Regions from separate parts of the Homo sapiens genome. Here regions 2 and 3 are each linked to region 1. Evidence: chromatin loops called from intact Hi-C (ENCODE). Cell type or tissue: endothelial cell of umbilical vein. All regions are shown on one strand. Links, peaks and the distances in the headings refer to the core of each region. The heading gives the core; the rest is flanking DNA.

The links. A loop is a pair of places that touch in the nucleus more often than their neighbours do. Peaks named below come from ENCODE experiments on the same cell type or tissue, not always from the same donor. Only the 100,000 strongest peaks of a DNase experiment are listed, where the experiment ranks them.
Region 2: a loop joins it to region 1, with 2.8 times the contacts of the local background. A loop is called at or near these places in 1 of 110 quality-filtered maps.
Region 3: it touches region 1 in a loop (2.9-fold over the local background); 1 of 110 quality-filtered maps calls a loop at or near these places.

The regions. Positions count from the first base shown.
Region 1 is chr4:150,304,263-150,309,267 of GRCh38, forward strand. The region is part of intron 52 of LRBA (LPS responsive beige-like anchor protein); the gene reads right to left. Among named protein-coding and RNA genes, the nearest start is that of DCLK2, 230 kb to the left of the region's middle. In endothelial cell of umbilical vein, for the core only: no CTCF peak of the experiment used is centred there; a DNase peak (open chromatin) is centred at 1,939; H3K27ac peaks cover 2,430 bases.
Region 2 is chr4:150,376,852-150,381,856 of GRCh38, forward strand. The region is part of intron 47 of LRBA (LPS responsive beige-like anchor protein); the gene reads right to left. Among named protein-coding and RNA genes, the nearest start is that of LRBA-AS1, 200 kb to the right of the region's middle. In endothelial cell of umbilical vein, for the core only: no CTCF peak of the experiment used is centred there; a DNase peak (open chromatin) is centred at 2,780; H3K27ac peaks cover 810 bases.
Region 3 is chr4:150,480,505-150,485,509 of GRCh38, forward strand. The region is part of intron 42 of LRBA (LPS responsive beige-like anchor protein); the gene reads right to left. Among named protein-coding and RNA genes, the nearest start is that of LRBA-AS1, 96 kb to the right of the region's middle. In endothelial cell of umbilical vein, for the core only: no CTCF peak of the experiment used is centred there; a DNase peak (open chromatin) is centred at 2,267; H3K27ac peaks cover 901 bases.

The sequences.
Region 1 (5,005 bases), core at 395-4,394:
GATAATAAATATAAGATAATATTTACATTAAATTTTTAAAATTCTTGATTTTAATAAATCTAAGGCTTATTATGAAGGCTGAAAATTTAGAAATAAAATTCTGAAATATTATCTAAATCAGATGGAAAAGTCAAATACATGTTTTCATTCATGAGTGGCAGTCTTGCATATAGCCTACTTCTAATAAATTTAAAATCAGATTCACTTCAATCTCAAGTTGCAAAACTAATATAGTACTTTTTTTCTCCTGTGATTAAGGGAGAGCAGACTTCAAAGCAAGTGTCTCTAGCTGCTAAATGTTCAAGATGTTCACTTTTGAATTTCTTCAGCCTTTTAAGTTGACACCAAAACATTTCATTAAAAAATAAGCTTATATCAATAAAGAATAAAAAAGAATCCAAGACCTTCAAGAACTAAAAAAAATTGAGCAAATTAAATGTGAAATATATAATAATTTTTACTTCATTTCCAATTTACATGACAAACAGAATGTGGAGGTTCAGTGGTAAACTGGCGGGGATCAGATTACACGCAGGCCTTACATAGGATAAGACAAAAGTTAGGTAGCTGAAAGCAGTCTTATTAATAACTAGAAAATCAAAGGTTAAATCCATGTATTTTAACTACTGAAAGAAATACATCATATATACATCATACATCATGAATACATCATATAGTGATGTGATCATAGAGTATATATATGACTTCTGCTTTAGCCTATGCCTAAATGCTGAGAGCACATAAAATATAGGTGTGATTTAAATAGATTATGTATGGGCAGGCTTATTTCAGATTTGAAACCCAACAATCAGTGGGTTGTAGGAGTGAGGAGGAGTGAAATAACTAACCAGGTACTTGAGGTAGACGACATAGAGGAAACCCAGGTGTTCTTAGTGCAGTAGGAGGCTTGCAAAGAACAGCTATTCACTTGGTAACTTAATTTCCAACTCATGTGAGGACAAAGGGAAAAAATGTAGCTGTAAAGGTGGGATGGATTAAATATAGGGGCAGAGTTTTACAAGAGTCACATGGTAATTCTCATGAGTTGAAGTCACTGCTCTGTTTCTCCAATGTCAGTGTAAGGAAACATACATTCAGTCATGGTGGTTCCTTTTCAAAATTTTTAGTGTTTTGATTGTTTTCCAAAAAGTTATCACAATTAGTTTTCATTCAACAAATACTTAGCACCTATTAAGTGCCAAGCATTAGGCCTTCTTACCTGTATACAGTGGTGAACAAATAGACATGGTCCCTGCCCTCATAGCCTTTACAGTCTTGTGGGGCAGACAGTCATTAAACAAACCCAGACTGGTATATAATTATGAATAGGGATGAGTATTATAAAAGAACAAGGTTGGATTAATGACAATAACAAGATAGAACAAATTTACACTGGGTGTCAGGGAAGATCTAAATGAGAGAGTGACATTTAAGCAGTTACATCTAAAGGGTTTTATATGTTAACACAAATTAACTTTATTCTTTACAATTTATACTTTGGGCTCAACTCTGGAAAACATTATTTTTTTAAGTTTACTTTTTCCTGTTCTGGCAGCCTTCCTCAGCAATATTTGTTATTGCTATAAGGTTGAGGTTCACTCCTCCTAAATAAATCACAGCATATAAATACCTGCTGCTCTTTTTGGTAAATTATTTTCTGATAATCTTATAAGTGTTCCTCAACCTTTATTTTTTGTTTCCTTTAATACCAGTCCACCTCTCCACACACTAATATCAAATATTACCACAAGCACTAGAATATCCCTTTTTTGACAGAACAAATTTTCTAGTTAATGTTTTATTTGACAGCTGTGCTACAAATAAAAAAATTCAAGCTCAGGACTCTGCACCACTGAATCTAAAATGTGGCCTGAAAATAATTCCGACTGCCAGGGGAAGGTTTTATTGTTGCCTCTGCTGTTCTGGTTGTGGCCCGAAAACATGATTTATGTTTAAAGAATTTCCTGTTACAATCCATGTTTCTCCTCCCTCCTCCCCAATCTAATAAGAGAAGGATTTTTTTTTTTGGCTTGTGTGCTAAAATATAATTGAATTTAACACTTGTGTTAGCTTTGCCATTATATATTACTGATCATATGATTTTCCCTTGATTCTGTGCTAAACTTAAGAAAAAATATTTAATATTCCTATTGTTGTAAAATCACAGACACATATTTACCTTAACTGAAATTATTTTAAATAAAACTAGCATCAGAGTTTTTATACAAGATATTAAGAAAGACACCAGGACTATCGTTTGAGATTTTTTTTATACAACTTTTCTGGTAAGTATAAATATTTTTATTTCACAAGCTAAGTCAGTCCCACTGAAATGAAGTTTAAGGCTATTCCTTATTTGTACGTTTTATACACACAAACACACACATTTTTAAAGACATTAGAAGGTATTTTGAAAGAGGGAAAAGAATGACATCAGGTTTATTAAGTCTAATGTAACATGGCAAACATACTAGGAACTTAGTGTTACAAATTACAGCATTTTCCCAAAAAAATCAGTGACTGACTGGTAACACCTAGATGAGACAACATGCTATGATCACAAAGTGTGCTACATTTAAAATTTAAAAAGCTAGGTCCAAGGCCTACTTCTGTCACTATTAGCTACATACATTTCAACGAATTACATAATCTCTCTAAACCTCAGTTTTATTATCTGAAAAATGGGGATAAGACACCTGTCTACTTCACAGGATTATTGTGAGACTGAAACAATATCTAGTATGTGAGAGAATTTTATAAATTCTATAAAATTGTGTGAATATAGGATTTTAATTATTAGTGTTATATGAAAGTGAAGTTAGCTTTACTTTACAAATGTTAATACTGAGTGTCTTTAAAAAACAATAATATAGAATGTCAACAAACTAAAAACACTCAAATGTCAAAACCAAAGATTGACATGGTTTGTGATTCCATTTATATGACATTCTGAAAAAGGCACAACTAAAGATGAGGAACAGATTAGTTGTTGCCAGGAGGTTGAGGGTGGGGTAAAAAGTTGACTTCTAGTAGGTGGCACAGGGTATTTGGGGGCGCTCTGCACCTTGATTGTGGTGGTGGTGAATTACTCTATGGTTTGCACTGTAAACCAAAAAGAGTGGTTTACAGTTCTATTAGTTCTATATTACAGTGTAAAATTCATTTTCATGTTTAAAAATGTTTTAATCACTTAAAAAATATATGGAAAAACAATATGAAGTCCAAAAGAATATTTGAGAAAAACTCCAGGAGTTTAAGACCACCCTGGACAACAGAGTGAGAACCCTGTCTCTATAAAAATTTAAAAAAAAAAAAAGCAAAAAAAACAAGAAATAGCTGGGTGTAGTGGCATGTGCCTGTGGTCCCAGCTACTTGGCAGGCCGACGCAGGAGGAGATCACCTGAGGCCAGGAGTTTGAGGTTGCAGTGAACTGTAACTGTGCCACTGTACTCCAACTGTCTCTTATACTGTCTCCAACTGTCTTCTTTAAAATAGGCAGAAAAAAAAGACATGTCCAAGACTCAAAGAGGAGTGTTTAGGTTCAATAGTAATCCACCCCATAGACTTAAACATCTAGTAAAAGCCCAAATAATCAAAAAGGCTTGAATGGTGATGTTTTCTTTCCTACACCTACAGAATAAAGATGCAAACTATAAGAAAACCATGTCATCAATTCCATATAACAAACAATAAAGATTAAAAAGATGTTCAAGAACAAACTCCTTGAATAACCAAAAATTAATTGTTCTATAAACTATATTAAGGCAGGAGTATGGACTCAAACATTTTATAAAGATTATTAATAAGACTGAAAGATGATTTACCATAAAGCATTCAAATAACTAGAAATTTTAATTTAAAAGATTTTTCAATTCCTACAACATTAAATAAAGATATATGTAGGCCTTTGTTCCAGCTGAAATATCTACTGTCATAATATACAGTCATGAGCTTTATAACACAACTTTTTGGTCAACGATGGACCACATATATGATGGTGGTCCCATGATATTATAATGAAGCTGAAAAATTCCTGTCACCTATTGACATCATAGCTGTGGTAACGTTGTAGTGCAATGCATCACTCACGTTTGTGGTGGTGCTGGTTTAAATGGACTTACTACACTGCCAGATGTATAAAGATACAGCACATACAATTATGTATAGTGCATAATACTTGATAATAAATAACTCTGTTACTGGTTTATGTACTTATTATCCCATACTTTTTATTGTTAAAGTGTAGTCTTTCTACCTATAAAAAGAAAAAGTTGATTCTAAAATAGGCACAGGCAAACCCTTCAGGAGGTATTCCAAAAGGCAGTGTTATCACAGGAGATGAAAGCTCCATGCGTGTTCTTGCCCCTGAAGACCTTCCAGTGGGACAAGAATGTGGAGGTGGAAGACAGTGATATTGATGATCCTGACCCTATGGAGGCTTAGCCTAACTTATATGTTTTTGTCTTCGTTTTCTAAAAATTTTTTAAAATAGAAAAAAACCTATACAATAAGGATATATAGAAAATATTTTTGTACAGTTGTACAATGTGTTTGTGTTTTAAGCTATGTGTTATTACAAGAATTGAAAAGCTTAAAATCATTAAAAAGTTTATAAAGTAAAAAAGCTTCAGTAAGCCAATTATTAGTAAAGAAAAAATTTTAAAAACAAATTTAGTGTAGTCTAAGTGTACAGAGTTTTATAAAGTCTACAGTAGTGTACAGTCATATCCTAGGCCTTCACATTCACTCACTGCTCACTCACTGACTCACCCAGCGCAACTTCCAGTCCTGCAAGCTTCATTCATGGGAAGTGCCCTATACAGGTATGCCAGTTTTTATCTTTTATTATTATTATTTTTTACTTGCAGAAGACAATGGAATGGTTTTTATCTCTTATACCATACTTTTACTGTAACTTTTCTATTTTTAGATGTGTTTAGACACACAGATACTTACCGTTGTGTTATAATTGCCTACAGTATCCCATATACTAGTATGCTGTACA
Region 2 (5,005 bases), core at 323-4,322, 73 kb after region 1:
TATGGAAAAAGTAGATGAGACCTTGGCTCCTCTTTTAGGTTGGTGGAAGTGAAATTTCCCTATATATAAACCTGGGACCCTCAAAGAAACCATGCCCACAGGGAAAAGGTCGGGGTGGGAGTGAGGGGAATCTACCTACCAGTCAGGACTTAAGAAAAAGAGGCTGGGTGTGGTGACTCATGCCTGTAATCCTACTACTTTGGAGGCCAAGGTCGGGGATAACCTGAGTCCAGGAGTTCAAGACCAGCCTGAGCAACATGGCAAGATCCCATCTCCATAAAAATAATGGAAAAAAAAAAAAAAAAGAAGCTCTTAGTCTTGACTTGGGCTTAGGATAGGAAAACTTCCCCTAGGAATTCATATCCACAGGTCTGTCCCTTATATAGATTTAGGATTTAAAAGTATAAGCAAGTAGTCTAAAATCTACACAGAAACTGGACCTAGGCTTTCAAACATGGAAGAGGCAAAAGCAAAAACACTCTGGAGAAGCAACTGTATTCGTTTATGCAATGCTTTGCACATGAAAACCTGGATCTGTGATTAAGCATTTAAGGTAACACTCATAAAACTATATCATTTGCAGTAAACATGTCTACCAAGTAAATTAAAGGACCCTTATACTATGCAGCAGCTAAAGCAAAGTAGGATTTGATTAAAAGTCCTTAGAAATGGAGGACTGTTTTAATTCTAGAAGTGGGGGAGGAGAAACTCATACCCTTTAACTGACTACTACAAGTCTTTCTAAGAACTCCAGCTTTCCATAAGACATGTACCCACTTAGGAGATCATAGGTCAGGTTTTATAATATACTTTATAATTAATATAAAAAATTAACCATGATTATAAATCAATGCCTCATTTATAGGAGCCTGGAGTCTATCATACTTGTTTTAAATGTTTTTTATACCAATTTATTTATTTATTTGTTTTGTTTTGTTTTTCTTGCCAACATGGTGAAATCCCATCTCTACTAAAAATACAAAAAATTAGCCAGGCATGGTGGTAGGCACCTGTAATCCCAGCTACTTGGGAGGCTGAGGACCTGGGAAGGGGAGGTTGCAGTGAGCGGAGATCATGCCACTGCACTCCAGCCTGGGGGACAGAGTGAGACTCTGTCTCAAAAAAAAAAAAAAAATGCCTTGTCCTTGTTGGTACCCATACCCATACCAGGTAAACCTATATTTGGTCACTTGATAATCACCTGACTTTGCATGCCTTCTTAAATGTCCCATATCTTGTCATTCTGAATAGCATTCAAAATTATGTTCATCAGACGTAAATAGATATTTTACTAATTAGCATGATCCCTTACTTCTTATGTATAAGTGATTGACAGATAATAGCTGACTACCTGCCAATTTGGTTTTTGTACTCCATTGAGTATAATACCCCTCCTCAAGGTAGGAAATGTTAAGAATTTTTTTTCTCATTTACTGCTGTCTGCTGAACTAGACAGCTATCTCTAAAAGGTACACAATAATAACTGCTGCTTTTCATAAACTGTTTATAGTCATTCACAGCCTCTATTTCTTCTGTACGCAAGTAAATCATGTTTCCAGATGAAAATGAAAAATACTTTTATTAATGGCTTTTATTATTTTTAAAGTGCTATAATTTCAAAGATGTTAATTGTGTAAGGATGTAAATAAATGTAAACTCTCCAGGTCAATTTTCTTAAAAGGAAGTCCAGATACTAAAAACAACTTCAGGATGTAAAATGCTGGGAAACAGCACGAGCAACTCATATGCATCAGAGACGGAATCACATTGTAAGTAAAGGTGTTAGGCTGCTCTGTGGACAGGTAAAGAAGAGCCAAAACAGCTCTGGTAAACAGAACTCATAGCTACCATCCAAAGGTAAGTTAAACATACAGGTAATGTAGAGAAAGCCTGCCATAACCACATGATGAAAGCAAGAGCACAAACAAATGTCTTCAAATCGAATGACAATAATGTTATGACTATGACTAGTATGTACCTTAGCAATCACTCAGGGAACAGAAAAAAAATGATAGATTCAGAATATAAATTCACTAAAATGATTTCTTAGCTATTTTATACTATTATTTATGTAATAATAATTTGTTATATATTCTTACTATTGTATTAATTTACCCATTAATAAAAGACACTAACAATAAGCCACTACATTAAAATAGCAGATCAGGCCAGGCATGGTGGCTCATGCCGCCTGTAATACCAGCACTTTGGGAGGCCAAGGCAGGTGGATCACCTGAGGTCAGGAGATCGAGACCAGCCTGGCCAACATGGTGAAACCCTGCCTCTACTAAAAATACAAAAATTAGCTAGGTGTGGTGGCGGGCACCTGTAATCTCAGCTACTTGGGAGGCTGAGGCCAGAGAATCGTTTGAACCCGGGAGGCAGAGGTTGTAGTGAGCCGAGATCACGCCATCGCACTCCAGCCTGGGCAACAAGAGGGAAACTCTAGCTCAAAAAAAAAAAAAAAAAAAAAAAGCAGATCAGAATTCATCATTAAATTCCTATATACAAAAATTCCATAATTAGAAATATCACCAGCAGATACAAATTTAAATATCAAGTTTGTATTAGAAAAAAAAGAATGCTGGTTGGTTAAAATGGATAGAAGACAGCAATAATGAGTCAGGTTATAGGTTCAATCCCATAGAGCCCAGCTGGGTTCACATTGAGAAAAGTACATTTCATGGTCAAAGACAGGTCCCTGATCTCAGCAAAGGGTCACACATCTATGCTATTAGTTGAAAAGGGAATTATACTGGAGATGGTTCAAAAAACAAAAAACTATCATCATTACAGGAAATAACTCATAGCATACATCCTGATGACAAATGAATAGTGCTATTTTCTTTGTGAATAACATCTTCTGCTGCACTATTACTAACTCTAGGAAGATATGCTGGACTTCTTGGCTTTGTTTTAACACTATCCACATATCATGAAATATTATATTGCCGAGGCAGTATTTATGAAGCCAAATAGAAAGCAAACCATGAACTCCATACATAGGAAAACAACAACAAAGAATTAATGGCTGGGTGCAATGGCTCATGCCTGTAATCCCAGCACTTTGGGACAACGAGGTGAGAGGATCACCTGAGGTCAGGAGTTCAAGACCAGCCTGACCAACATGGAGAAACCCCATTTCTACTACTAAAAAAAAAAAAAAAAAAAAAAAAAATTAGCCAGGTATGGTGGCACACACTTGTAATCCCACCTACTCGGGAGGCTGAGGCAGGAGAATCACTTGAACCCAGGAGGCAGAGGTTGCAGTGAGCCGAGATCACGCCATTGCACTCCAGCCTGGGCAACAAGAGTGAAACTCTGTCTCAAAAAAACAAAACAAAACAAAATAAAAACAAAAAACAATTAATGATCACAACTCTACTCCTCAATGGCGCAGGGTCAACACCAGCATTAGAACAACAGGGATCACTCAACTGTATTCTGAATAATATTTACAAAGCACCTGTGAACTAATTCTTAGCAGTTAAGAATTTTTCTTTCCCCACTATCATTTTCCTCTTGAAATAAAGCAAATTTAAAATATGCCAACTAAGGCAAGAGATTTGAACCCCACCTACATCAGGATCACCTAGGGAGTTATTCCAGGGCTTATTCCAGAAACCACCAGAACCAATTTTAATAAGTATGGTGTAGGGCCCTGGGATCTGCATTTTAAACAAACACTGGAACACTAAAAGTTTGAGATGAGAATTACTGACTAAAAAAAAAAAAATTGCAGTTTATGTAGAATGCACACATTAGCAATATAAAAGGAAAAGAAGATGTCTACTTATTATTTTCTCTTGTTTATTTTTCTAAATTAAGTATATTTTGTTTTAGGCCAGGTGCAGTGGCTCACACCTGTAATCCCAGCACTTTAGGAGGCTGAGGAGGGTGGATTACCTGAGATCAGGAGTTCAAGACCAGCCTGACCAACATGGTGAAACCCCGTCTCTACTAAAAATACAAAAAAAAAAATTAGCCAGGTGAGGTGGCGGGTGCCTGTAATCTCAACTACTTGGGAGGCTGAGGCAGGAGAATCACTTGAACTGGGGAGGCGGGGGTTGCAGTGAGCCAAGATTGCACCATTGCATTCCAGCCTGGGCAACAAGAGCGAAACTCCATCTCAAAAAAAAAAAAAAAAAAAAAAAAAAGTATATTTTGTTTTTAACTTAGAACTATTTAATATTCCTTAGGAAATAGTTCAACAAGCCGAATTTAAGTGGTCTCTCCATAAAGGCACTTACATGATTTACACTTCAAAACTACTGAATTTTTTAAAACCACTTAAATTCCTTCATACAATTTTTGAATTAAAATGACAAGTGTGGCTTCTTTTTCAACATTTAAATATAACTCACATACCACAGAATTCATCCTTTAAAGTGTACAATTCTGTGGTTTTCAGTATTATCACAAAGCTGTGCAAACATCACCATTAAATTCAGAGCCCTTTCATCACACCAAAAAGAAACTCCGTACCTATATGGCACTCACTCCCATTTCCCTCACCCTCACACCCTGACAACCACTAATCTACTCTGTATTTCTATGGATTTGTCTATTCTGGATATTTTGTATAAGTGGAATCATACAATATGTGGCTTTTATGTCTGGATTATTTAACTTAGCATCATGTTTTCATGGTTCATGCTGTAGCATGTCTCACTATTTCACTTCTGTTTATGGCTGAATAATCTTCAGCATATGGATACACCATATTGTGTTAATCCATTATTAATTATTTGGTAGGCATTTGGGTTGTTTCTACTTTTTGGCTACTATGACTAATGCTGCTATAAACATTAATGAATATGTTTTTGTATGGATATGTTTCCAATTATCTTGGATATACATATAACCAAGAGTGGAATTGCTGGGTCACACGGTAACTCAATGTAAAGAATGTGCACCATTTTACATTCCCAAGAGTAATGCCTGAGGGTTACAGTTTTTACATATCTTAACCAATACTTGTTATTGTCTGTCTTTTTGCTAGTGG
Region 3 (5,005 bases), core at 323-4,322, 180 kb after region 1:
TGAAAAGTTTCAGATTTATCATGTGTATATTAAATAATGCTATAGCACATACTAAAATGATTGTAATAAACACTTTTTTAAAACAGCATCACATGTACAGATGTAATAAGCACTTTTGGCTTAGATATTTTTAAATATGCTTAGAAAGCTTATCTTTCAATAATTGTGATTGGAATATAATTAATTTTTTATATTTATTTAAACAGTTTTACATAGATGTAATAATTGTACATATTTATGGTGTACGCAGTGATGTGATATACATAAGACATAGTGATCAGATCAGGTAATTAGGACACCCATTATCTAAAACATTTATCATTTACTTGTGTTAGCAACAGTCAAAATCCTCCTCCTAGCTATTTGAAACTGTATTACTGCTAACTCTAGTCATCCTACAGTGTTATATAGAACTTTAGAATTTATTCCTCAGTCCAGCTCTTATTTTGTATACTTTAACAAATCTCTCCCTATCATCTCTCCCTCCCCACTACCCTTTTGATCCTCGAGTATCCACTGTTCTACTTTTTACTCATATGGAGATTAACCTTTTGGTAGCTTCCACATATGAGTGAGAACACGCAGTGTTTAACTTTCTGTGCCTGGCTTATTTCACTTAATATAATGTCCTGCAGTTCCATCCATGCTGCCACCAATGACAAGATTCCATGTTTTTTTATGGCTGAATAGTATTCCATTGTGTATATATGGCACCTTTTCCTTATCCACTTATCTGTTGCTGAACACCACTGATTCCATCTCTTTGCTAGTGTGAACAGTCCTGCAATAAACATGGTGGGTGCAGATGTCTCTTCAATGTACTGATATCCTTTCGTGTGGATAGATGCCCAGTAGTGGGAACTCTGGATCACATGGGAGCACTATTTGTGGTTTCTTGAGGAAGAGATATAATTTAATACATTATATTAAATGTATAATATTTATCAAACTTAAGTGTACAATTTGATGAGATTTGAATATATATATATGTTTCTGTAACCACCACCACAACCAAGATACACTCTAAAAGGTCCCTCATAACCCTCTGCAGCTAATTCCCTTGCCCCAACTCTTGGCCCCTGGTAACCAATAATCTGCTTTCTGTCATTGTGTAGTTTTGCTTTTTCAGTAATTTCATATAAATAAAACCATGGCCTATGGCTATGATGTATGGAGCCCGTAATGTTTAATTTCTTTCATTTAGCATAACACTTTTGAAATTCATCCATGTTGTTGCATGTACCAGTAGTCATTTCCCTTTTATTTCTGAGTGGTATTTCATTTATTCCAGTGAATACAGGTATTGCAATCTGTTTAGCCACTCACAGTTGATGGACATCAGAAATGTTTACAATTTGAGACTGGAATAAAACTGCTATTAATATTTGCTTAAAAGTAAATGTGAATATGTATGTTTTCATTACTCTTGATAAATGCCTAAGAGTGGAATTAGTATGATATACATTAAGTTCCTAACCTATACATCCTCATTAACTTTACACATTCTTTGTTGTTGTTTTTGAAAATCAAGTTTGTTGAAGAATAATTTACATAGAGAAAAATTCATTATTTTTAGGTGTACAATATAATGAGTTTTCTAAACATAGAGGCTTATGTAAGAACAATTATGACATGGAATATTTCCATGATCCCCAAAAGTTCCTTTTATTCTCCCTTGTATGCAATTCTTCCTCTTTTCCCATAGCTCCTAGCAATCATTGCTCTGTTTTCTGTCCCTAACAGCTATGCTTTTTCCAGAATGTCATATAAATGGAATCATACAACATGCAGCCTTTTGTTTTGGCTTTGTACACCTAGTATAATATTTTCAAATTCATCTGTGTTGTTGCATGTATTAGTGCTTCACTCCTTTTTATTACTAAGTACTATATAGATTCCATTGTATGGATTTATCACAGTTTGTCCATTTACCAGTTGATAACCATCTTGGTTATTTCCAATTTTTGTGATGAATATGGCTGCTATAAATATTCATGAAGCAGTCATTGCATGAACATATATTTTCATTCCTCTAGGGTAAGAGACCTAGAGTGAGACTCCTAGGATGTATGGGAAAGTGTATGGTTAATTCTATATGAAAGTGCCAAATTGTTTACAAAGAAGTCGTACCACTTTACTTCCCCATCAACAACATGTGAGGTTCCAGTTGCCTTGTATACTGCTCTTGGTATTGTTAGATTTTTAAAAAGTTATTCGAATAGGTATGTCATGGGATCACACTGTTGTTTTAATCAGCATTTCTCAGATGACTAATGATGTTTGGCATCTTTTCATGTGTTTATTCGGTATCTATATCTATTCTTTGTTGAAGTATCTGTTCAAAACTTACATTTTTTTTTTGTAGCAAGCTTATCTTGTTATATAGTATGTTTCCTACATATCCTGGATGTAAGTGCTTTATCACACATAAGTTGAACAAATACTTTAATCCAGTCTGGCGTATATTTTCATTTTCTTAAGAGTTGGCATTTCAAAGCAAATGTTTTTTATTTTAATGAAATCAATTAAAGATCTAAAGAAATATTTACCTAATTCAAGGTCACAAAGATTTTTCTCCTATGTGTTCTTTCAAGAAGTTCTACTTTTAGCACTTACGTTTGTCTACACTACGTTTTTTTCTGTTACATTTTGAGTTAATTTATATGTAAAATTAAGGGGTGAGGTTCTTTTTCTTTTTGGATATGGATAACCAATTGTTCATCATCATTTGTTAAAAAGATCATTTTCCCCCCTGGGCATACCTTGACATCTTTGTCAAAAATCAAATTGATCATATATGTTTGAGTCTATTTCTGGACTCTGTTACAGTCCATTGGTTTATATGAGTCTATCCTTAAATAACAAGCTATCCTAATGAATGTAATTTTATATTAAGTCTTTTGTTTTTTTTTCTCAAAATTGTTTAAACTATTCTGGATATTTACAATTTCACTTAAATTTTAGAATCAGCTTGTCTATTTCTCTTTTTTCCTTTTTTTAAGTTAAAAAAATAGAGATGGGGTCTCCCTATGTTGCCCAGACTGGTCTTGAACTCCTAGGCTCAAGTGATTCTCCCACATGGACTTTCCAAAGTGCTGAGATTACAGGTGTGAGCCACCATGCCTGGCCATCTTGCCAATTTCTTTAAAAAAGAAAGAAAGAAAGAAAAAGCCTGCTCAGATTTTGGATAGAGCTGCTTTGGACCTCAGATCAATTCTGGAGAAAACTGACATCTTAATAATATTGAGTCTTCCAATCCATGAGCGTAGTATAGTACAATTCTCCATTTTTAAGTTTTAATTCTCCAAAACAGTTTTATAGCTTTCAGTGAGTAGGTCTTATAAATACATTTTCAAATTTATCTATATGTATTTATTTTTTGATAGTATTTAAACACTAGTTTTAATTTCAATTTCTGATTGTTCATTGCTAGCATACAGGGATAAAATTGAGTTTTATATACTGACCCAGTATGCTATGAACAGCTAAACTCATTTATTAGTTCTAACAGTTGTTGTTGTTGCTGTTTTTTTCCTCATAGATTCCCTGGGACTTTCCACATAAACATTCAAGAAGGTATGCTAAAATGACTATTTTATTTCTTCCTTTCCAATCAGGATGTCTGCAGTTCCTATTTCTTGAAAGGCCTTTGTATGCATTTGGTGTTCAGGTAATGCTGGTCTCATATAATGTTTTTGGCAATTTAACCTCCTTTTCTATTTTTTGCAAGAGTTTGTGTAGAAATGGTATTATTTCTTCATTAAACATTTGATAGAATTCATCTGAACTACAAGTTTTCTCTGAGGTAAGGTCTTTTACTACAATTCAATTTCCTTTGTAGAACTATTAAGATTAACCATTTCTTCATTAGTGATATTTGATAGCTTGTGCCTTTCAAGAAATCTATTTCATCTAAGTTGTCTAATTTAGTAGCATAAATTTGTTCATAATATTTCTTTATTTTTCTTTTAATATCTGTAGTGATGTTCCCTCCCTTATTCTTAATATTTTTAATTTGTGTCTTCTCTTTCTGCATCTTTGCTAGATATTTACTATTAATACATTTATTAATCTTGTCAAGAGACAGCTTTTCATTACACTGATTTTTTTCTCTATCATTTATTTTTATTATTTTTTTCTTTCTTCAGCTTACTTTGACTACATGTGCTTCTCTTTTTTCCCACATTCTTCAGATTGAAGCTAAGATCATTGATTTTAGGCAATGATCCTCTCCTCCTCCCCTCCCCCTTACCCTCTCCCTTCTTAAATAAAATCATTTAATGCTATAATTCTACATTAGGCACTTCTTTATCTTCATGTTAAACATTTCTATAGGTTGTGCTGTTATTTTCAATTAGTAGAATATTTCTAATATCTCTTCTAATTTCATCTTTGGCCCATGTTTTATGTAGAAGCGCATTAATTTCCAAATCTCAAGAGATTTTCCAAAAACCTTTCTGTAACTGATTTCTGGTTTGTAATTAACCAGAGATCCAAGATCTCAATCTTTCTAAACATTTTGAGACTTATTTTAGGGCTGAATATGGTCAACGTGATAAATGTTCTACGTGTATTTAAAATGAATGTATTTTGTGCAATTGACTAAAATGTTTTATACATGTGACACAGATCAAGGTGGTTAATAATGTTCCAGTCTTCAGTATGCTTACTGATTTTTTGTCTACCTGTTCTCTAAATTACTGACATAACAGGGAGAGGCTGTCTATATTTCATTCCACTTCTATCCACTTTTGTCTTATGAATTTTGAAGCTCTATTTTTAGATGTATGTAAATTTAAGATCATCACCTTGATGAACTGGCTCTTTTATCATTATGATATGTCACTTTTTCCTCTGATAATATAATGCTTTGTGTGGTAATTTGATAATTGTTATGGGTTGACTTATGACTCCTTAAAAGCTATATATTGAAGAGCTACCTCCCAGTACCTCAGAATGTAACAATTTGCAGAGAGAATATTTTCAAGTTAAAATGAAGTCATCA